Linked DNA regions of Homo sapiens: region 1 is linked to region 2. Evidence: chromatin contacts called from ENCODE Hi-C or POLR2A ChIA-PET data. All regions are on one chromosome and are shown on one strand. The core of a region is the stretch at or near the end of the contact, and the rest is flanking DNA. Distances in the headings are between cores, read along the strand shown. Region 1 overlaps ADAMTS9 (ADAM metallopeptidase with thrombospondin type 1 motif 9). Region 2 holds the start of PSMD6 (proteasome 26S subunit, non-ATPase 6).

The links. Hi-C counts contacts between places; a loop is a spot of excess contacts on that map. ChIA-PET counts read pairs that join two places held with the same protein, here RNA polymerase II (POLR2A). Pooled maps may share reads with other maps.
Region 1: a pooled map shows a loop between it and region 2 (4-fold over the local background). The contact joins the enhancer-like site here to the promoter of PSMD6 in region 2. A Hi-C loop is called at or near these places in 1 of 50 pooled maps. POLR2A ChIA-PET finds 5 or more read pairs at or near these places in 2 of 52 experiments (BJ and PC-9).

The regions. Positions count from the first base shown.
Region 1 is chr3:64,665,166-64,669,457 of GRCh38, reverse strand. All of the region lies in intron 3 of ADAMTS9 (ADAM metallopeptidase with thrombospondin type 1 motif 9), which reads left to right. Among named protein-coding and RNA genes, the nearest start is that of ADAMTS9-AS2, 18 kb to the left of the region's middle. Within about 2 kb of position 1,362, at least 9 of the 41 ENCODE cell types and tissues checked have a DNase peak (open chromatin) inside an H3K27ac peak, as active enhancers do.
Region 2 is chr3:64,021,287-64,025,296 of GRCh38, reverse strand. PSMD6 (proteasome 26S subunit, non-ATPase 6) reads left to right here and starts at 1,803. Exons shown (of 8, transcript NM_014814.3): 1 at 1,803-2,022; 2 at 2,774-2,979. The coding sequence starts at 1,878. LOC105377121 (a long non-coding RNA gene) reads right to left here and starts at 1,222. Exons shown (of 3, transcript XR_940906.3): 1 at 1,146-1,222; 2 at 555-672. RefSeq lists a silencer at 1,595-1,694 and enhancers at 1,257-1,878, 1,845-2,194, 1,879-2,501.

The DNA of each region.
Region 1 (4,292 bases), core at 113-2,612, 640 kb before region 2:
GAGCTAGAATGAATGGCAAAATTGAACACAGGCCTCTTACTTCCCAGTCCTGTGTTCTTTCCAGGCTGTAACAAAAGGAAAAGCTGCAGATGGTGCCTGGAAAGGGGATGTTCAAAAGTATGACTCAAATGAGCTTTGGGAAGTGCCATTGTATTTAAGTGTGGGAATAATTAAGAATGAACTGGTGAGACTGTTCAAGAAGTTGTCTCAAGCTTATAGAGAAAGATAGAAAGCTTTCAATTCATTTAAGGGATTAAGTTGTCATATCGAGAGTTGAGTGTACAGCAACCAAATATGATTTTAAAATAAATAAACCAATCAAGCCTTTTCTGAGCTGGGCCAGGGTATTGGGGAAGGTGGCCTGTGGCTGGGGAGGAAGACCAGTGAGGTTCACTGGTCATTGGAGCACAGCATGCCCCTGTGGTCACTCACTTCCGTGGTCATGGAACATGGACATTGTGATGCAAAAGGGTTTCAGCTGCAGGCCTTATAAACCAGTCCTCAGTGCCTGTAAACTAGGAGACCTGTGTATCAAAAGAATGTGGGAGATACACTCCCTACGAGTTGCTTAGATGCCTTTTTAAAGAGCTCCAGCCCAACTGCGCTTTAATCTCTGATATGAGAATGATACCTAGACCCACCACAGGCACCACATTCAGCTTCAGGGCCACCCACGAGCTGCAGTGAAATGTCAGATAGCAGGCAGATCCCAGCGGCAGGCCTGGGAGCCACTTCGTTCCAGCAGCCTTAACCTGCTGCTCATTCTAAGTAATGAGAGTCAGCACAGCCCGTGCCTCCAGAGGACTTCCTACCCACCAGGCCCTGTTCCGACACTTTATGTAGACTAAGTCATTTCACCTTCCCTACTGCCCTATTAGGCATGAACTATCATTATTCCCTTTTCACAGATGAGGAAACTGAGGCACAGAGGGCTGAAGTGACTCACCAGAGGTCACACAGATTGAATGCAGAGCAGCTGGGATTTACACACGGGTCTCTCTGATTCCCGAGCTCACACTCTTATCTCCCGTAATACGCTGTCTCTGGTATACACTCTGCAAACACTTCCTGCCTAGAATGCACCATCCTATACGGTCACCAGGAGGCCCTTGAGATGTGGCTAGTGTCACATGTTGAAATAATATTTTGCATAATGGGGTTCAATAGACTCTATTATTAAAATTAATTTCATCTGTTCCTTTTGACGTTAAAAAAACGTGGCTACTAGAAATTCTTAACTTTCACGTGTGGCTTGCATTTTATTTCTACTGGAGAGTGCAAGCTTGGGAGATGCCAAGCCGTGGCACAAAGCAGCCTGAGAGGCAGCCATGGCAAGTGCACTGCAGCCAGGACAGGGTGTCTGTGGGCAGTTGGCACCCTGACAGGCGGAAAGGTCACTCTCCCGCTACTGCTAAGAGATGGAGTGAATCGAAACCAACATTTCCTAAAGGGTACTTTGCAGGATATTAATAGCAAAACTAAATAGTCTCTTAGTAAAACACAGGCCCTGGGATGTTCAGCGTCTTATACTACTTCAAATAGATACTTTAAATATTTTCTCAAGTTATTTCAAGTGTCCCTCAGTTTCCTCATTTCTGAAATGAAGGTAATAGTTCCTACCATATCGGGTTGCTTTGAGGAATAATCAAGTTAATCCATATGAAGTGCTTAGGAGAGTGCCTGACACAGAGAAAAGCAACTCAACAAACGTTGGCCAGTATGATTATAGCCTATAGTCATTGTTGTTATCACACTTAGTTGAAGGAGCTACAGAATGGAGAATGAAAAGGACACAGAAGGGCTTTTGGGGGTAGTGCACCCAGCTCTCATGCCCAAGTCAGCAAATTTAACTCCCCAGGTAGCTGGAGGCACCCACCCCCTTAGAAGGTATTGAGGGGACCCTCAGACACCTTCCACTGCCCACCACCGCCCCTTAAAAGCCAAGAAGCTTCTCAGTTGTTGCCTTCCACTCGCACGCCCTTCTCTCCCTGAGAGGGAAGCCCATCCACACATCCCACCTGCGTCTTGTTATAGTTCTAGTGATGGTGCTGTCCCCATCACTTGCCTCTTAACTTGGCAAAGATCCCGTAAGTTTGGCAATCATGCGACTCAGCACATGTAAACTGGTTTCTTTCCTGCAAGACTTCTCAGGGCTCTTAAAATGCTAATGTGCATGGAGAAAGTTCCAGATGTGCATGCTGTGTTAAGTGTTTTGCAAAGTTAATTGATTTGTTTTTGGAACTATCTTATGGGACTAATGTTCCATAAACCACTCTCATGGAAACATAGTTTATAAAGGTTCAGGCCAGCCCAAAGTGAGTCTTAGCCACAATCTCTTCTGCCACCACTCTTTGTATTTATTTACTGTCAGCACTGTGCATGTAGCACTACTTGACACTGGGCACATCACTTAAAAAAATAATAATAAAACAAAAAAACAACAGCTCACACTATTATTTGTTTGGTTGATTTTTGTTGAGACAGGGTATCCCTATGTTGCATATGCTGGTCTTGAACTCCTAGCCTCAGGCATTCCTCCTGCCTTCACCTCCTAAATTTCTGGGATTACAGGAGGATCCACTGCACCCCATCAAAGATTCTTTCTAAAACAAAATTGTTTTGTTTGAGAATGTCAATATACTAATTTATAAAGATCAGATGTTTTGCATGCTACAAGTAAAACAATACCACTAATAATTATTATTATGTTAAATATGTATTGGACCTGTCCTCTGTGTCATGCCCTGCTTTAAGGGCATTTTATGTATTATCTCTTTTAATCTCCACAGTTACTCTTTGCAGTATGCTGTTATTACCATCATTTTACAGATGAGGAAACTGAGGCTTTAAAGAAGGAAATGACACAAGAAAGGGCAACTAGAGTAGCTTTAGGGGAGGAATGGAAACCAGGGTTGGCCTGGCTCCAGAATCCAAGTGGAACACCACAGATGATTCCTGTGCAGACTTCCTTCTCTCTGTCAAGCTTGGGTGGAGCAGAAAGGGGTCTCGCCTTGCTCCTGAATCCTCCCTTTGGTCCTGTGCTCTGTGAAGTCACAAGGTAGCCCAGCGCCTTGAGGAAACTCAGTTAAATTTTGATAAACCTTACAAAATAGAGAGCAATAATTAACTTTCCAACTGTTAATGTTAACATTCAGATCTCCTCGGCCCAACCCCATTTGGTAGGAAACACTTCAGTGAGTAACCACTGAATAACGAGGCCTGGCTGGTATTTGCTGAAATAATTCCAGTTATTTAGTAACATACTGTGCATTTTATTGTATTGCAACGTGAAGTGAAGCTCATTTAAAACATTTTTACCAATAAATCAGCAGATGTTAAAGTTTTTTGCTGTGAGGTTTTTTAAAATAAGGATACTATCTTAAATTTTTGTAATCCTTTTTTTAAAAGATTGGACCCACGTTTTATTCTTGTTTTGTCATTGCTGTTGTTTATTTCAACTTATCTAGCCCAGTACTTGGCACAAAATCGATGTTCCACGAGTGAATTTTTTTAAAAATGTAACTTATAATTTATAAGAAATTCTCTATATGCTTTCTTATTTAATTCTCAAAATAGCCATAAGATGGAAGCAAGTATTTATATGCCCATTTAAAGGTCAGGAAACTGAGGCCCAGAGAAGTGACTCAGAAAAGAGCCTTCATATGGGATAGTAGGGTGAAGACCAGCCCTCAGCACTTCTGGTTTTGTAGTTCCTCCTTTTTTCACAGTATTAAAAAGTTGGATGTCAGAAATGCAATCAGGCACACTCTGTGCTGATTTGCCCCACTAGGAGTATACAGCTCATGGCTTTGAAATTGTTAATGTAAGCCAGAAAATTGTTTTTAAGCACACTTAGTCACTCTACCTTAAATGGTTCCTTTTAGTTCCAACTCACTTTATGACTTTGTGACTGGCAAAAAATAGAAAAATATGATAATGATATTTATTCATTCGTTCCTATGCACTAGGCACTGTGCTAGCCCTTTGCATGCATGATCTCCAATTATTCCTCAAAGCCACTCTATGAAATAGGTACTGTTCTTACTCCACATTGTAAGTGGGAGGACGGAGGGTGAGCAGGAGTCAGTTATTTGCCCAAGGTCAAATAGGACTTAAATCGGGCCTCCCTCCCTTCATTGCATGAGTTCTTCAAACATTGGCTGTTTGTGGCAGTGTAAGCGTGACTACTTCCCTTTTGTGAGCATCGACGCCAAAGTAGTTGCAAAAGCCTGTATTAACTCATGTCCTTGTAATAAAATGTGAGAACTGTAATACCTATGATGTGGCGATAG
Region 2 (4,010 bases), core at 554-3,053:
GGTTGCAGTGAGCCAAGATCACCCCACTGTACTCCAGCCTGAGATCCGTCTCAAACAGAGTGAGATCCGTCTCAAAAATAACAAACAAACAGAAATAAATATAATGGAATCCTATATGGTCAATCCATTGTCATCCAAGATATCCACAATACATGGTAGAATGAATAAAACACAGTTTAAAATGTGCGAGTATAGAATGATCATGTTAATATACCCAGATGAGTTTTAAAGAAGCTATGCTTCTCTGGAATGTAAGTTCCAAAGACAGGGCTTTGTGCTCTTCACTGCTGAGTCCTTGAGGCCTAAGACAGTGCCTGGTACTTTGTAACCATGCAATCATGTTTGTTGAATGACTAAATGAAAGAATTTTAGAAAGTTTTTTACCAAAAGTTTAGCAGTGGTGGAGAGCTATTTAATAGTATTTTTTTTTTACTCTTCATATTTTCTCTATCATTTGAGTTGTCTTCAAAATGCTTGTTTCATTTTTATAGAAACAAATAATAGATTTAAATTATGTGATGATGCCTACTGCCTGTGAGATGTGGCAGTCTCACCTGTTTCAGCAGCTGTGTAAACTGGTTCAGCTCTTTTGGAAAACCATTTAACATTAAATATCCCCAAGTCACAAAATCCTTCTTCCCTTTGTCCGTTATTCCTTCATGGGATTTTATGCTAAGGAAAAAGATGCAAAACATGAAGTGATCTAGACATCCAAAGTCTTCATCCAAGTTTTTATATTAGGTAAGTAAAAACTCTGGTCAACCTAAAGACACCTCTAACAGAGGGAAGAGTGAAAGTAAATTATGGTAAATCCATTAGATGGAATTTAGGCCAGGCATGGTGGCCCACACCTGTAATCCCAGCACTTTGGACGACTGAGGCGGGGGAATCACTTGAGGTCAGAAGGTCAAGACCAGCCTGGCCAACATGGTGAAACCCCGTCTCTACTAAAAATACAAAAATTAGCCCGGCATGGTGGTGCAGGCCTGTAATCCCAGCTACTTGGGAGGCTGAGGCAGGAGAATCGATTGAAGCTGGGAGGCAGAGGTTGCAGTGAGCCAAGATTGTGCCACTGCACTCCAGCCTGGGTGACAGGGCAAGACTCCGTTTCAAAAAAAAAAGGAATTTAATGTAAAGATTACCACCTCTGAAGATCTGTAGCAATGTGAACAAAAGGAAGCTGAAAATGCAGGCATGTAATGATTTAATTTATGTGTAAACAAAACGATGATGCTGTTGTACTATGACGTAGAATCCTGGGTGCAGTTTTTTTTTCTTCTTAAAACCGCAGAAAGAATGTGGATTTTAGAGTTCTAGATAGGGGTTTTCATTTAGGCCTTGCGACATGGCTGTTACATGACCTTGGTTGGTCTGTTTCCCTAACCTCTTTGTGCCTCATTTGTCTTACCTACTAAATAGGCTAATAGTACTACCTCGCAGCATGAAGATGATTTTAATAAGATGAATGAGAGTAACGACTCGACAAACTATGGTGATTGTTTTTATTAATGCTGTTATTACATTTTCAGTTTTCAAAAAATTTTAAGCTCCCATCAGTTACAAACGGAAAGTAAAATAGCTAAAAAGGGAGTGAGAAAGAGATTCAAGAAATTGGGCTTTTGAGTTGGGCTGCACCCACTCTGGGACTCCGCAGGGGGCCTTGAGGGTGGAAAAGCCCCCGTGACCACACAGGGGCGCAGGCGCCCAGGCCGGGTGAGGCGTTCCCGGAGGTGTCCAGCAGAGGACGCTGCCGGCGGAGACGGGACCGGAAGCCGGGCCGCAGGCGGCCGGGCGTATTCGCCGACTCCTCCCGCTTCCGCTGCCGCAGCCGGTCGTAACCAAGTTGTGTCCTGTCAGCCGCTGTCCCCTTCGCCGCGATGCCGCTGGAGAACCTGGAGGAGGAGGGTCTGCCCAAGAACCCCGACTTGCGTATCGCGCAGCTGCGCTTCCTGCTCAGCCTGCCCGAGCACCGCGGAGACGCTGCCGTGCGCGACGAGCTGATGGCGGCCGTCCGCGATAACAGTGAGGCCCGCACGAGCGCCGAGTCAGCGGCCTAGGCCTGGGCCGTCCCCGCGTTCCGGAGCCTGCGGGGACTTTTTTTGATGGAGCTCCAGACCCCTCTGACGGGGTCTCAGAGACCAGGCCTGGCTTCTCCGGCCCTTAGGGTTTTGCTTTGGTTTGGGGATACCCTGGGGGACCTCGACTTGCCTCAGCGGGGTCTGCATCTCTCTGTGCCGCCTTCCCCTGTAAGGGCAGCTTGGGGGAGAATCGTGAGGCATTAATATTTACCCCTGTGCTAGGCACAGAGTAAAGGCCCCGTGACTTTCTGTCAGTGGGGACTGCTCCCGGGCGCGGGGTATTCCTGTGGGAGAGTTCAGCTTGCCTGTGGAAGGGAAATTTGGGTTCGGTTCTTTCTGGCCCTTCTGTAGTGAATGTGTATGTTTGAACATATGTATGTGAGTATGTGTGTATAAAAAGTCTTTCCCTGTTTGAAGACTTTTGGAACAGAATCCGGCAAGAGCAAACCGAGGATTGCCCTCCCTCCAGCCCTAGTAGAGGTTGGCATTGCCAGGATTGGCCGTCACGCAAACCTCCCACCAGCATACGTTTATGTTTTGCCAAGCCGATTATTAAGCGCCATCGCATGCCTTCCTGTTAGTGGGGAAGAGACTGGTGGATGACTTGTGGCGGGGCGGGGGGTGAAATACGTGGGCAGACTTTGACTTGAGGGCACAAGTGTCCCCACTCACACATCCCTCTTTTTGCATGTTAGACATGGCTCCTTACTATGAAGCCTTGTGCAAATCCCTCGACTGGCAGATAGACGTGGACCTACTCAATAAAATGAAGAAGGCAAATGAAGATGAGTTGAAGCGTTTGGATGAGGAGCTGGAAGATGCAGAGAAGAATCTAGGAGAGAGCGAAATTCGCGATGCAATGATGGCAAAGGCCGAGTACCTCTGCCGGATAGGTGACAAAGTGAGTAGAGATGGTTTTCCCTCTCTGTAGTTAGTATAGGCTAAAATTGGAGACTATTCCAGGTAATCGTTTCTCATTAAAAAAATTAACTTCGTTTTAGAAAAAGTATAAAGGTAATCATGCTTGCTTGTACTGGTGAATCAATGTAAAGATGAAAAAGTCGTCTCCATGAAATGCCTTGTCATTTCCCCAAACAGCAGCTAGGGCTGTATTCTTCCCCATTTCACCCCATGCCGATAAAAACGTAAGTGTACATCTAGAGAATTTTATTTACTGCTTTTACAAAATTGGGATCATTTTCAGCAGTTTTCTCACTTGGTTGGGAAGCACTGGTTCTGGTGTCTTTAGTACTTTACACGAGTAATACTTAGCAGAAACTAAGAAACAGTATAGTAAATGCTGAAGTTCTGTTATCTTTCTTTACTCTGTACCTGCCCAGGGATAGGCTTTTCAGTTCTTTTATTGTGCATTTATGCAAACTTTTTGGTAATTTTTTTTTTTTTTTTGAGACGGAGTTTCACTCTTGCCACCCAGGCTGGAGTACAATGGAGTGATCTTGGCTCACTGCAACCTCCACCTGCTGGGTTCAATCGATTCTCCTCCCTCAGCCTCCCGAGTAGTTGAGATTACAGGCGTGCGCCACCACACCCAGCTAATTTTTTTGTATTATTAGTAGAGACTGGATTTCAACATGTTGGCCAGGCTAGTCTCGAACTCCTGACCTCAGGTGATCCACCTGTCTCGGCCTCCGAAAGTGCTGGGATTATAGGCGTGAGCCAGTGCACCCGGTCATAAAATCTTTTTTACGTAAAATTTTATATGTAAAAGAATATAAATGCTCAATGAAAGAACCAATTTTTAAAAAAGTTAATACTTGCAGAAATTTTTAATTCTACAGAATTTTTTTTTTAAGTACATAGGATCATAGTGTATTAGTGTAGTCCTGTTTGCCCTTTTCATTCAGCATTATATTTAAGAGGTCTTTTCCATGCCAACATACATAAATCTGGCTCATCCTGGTTAACTGCTGC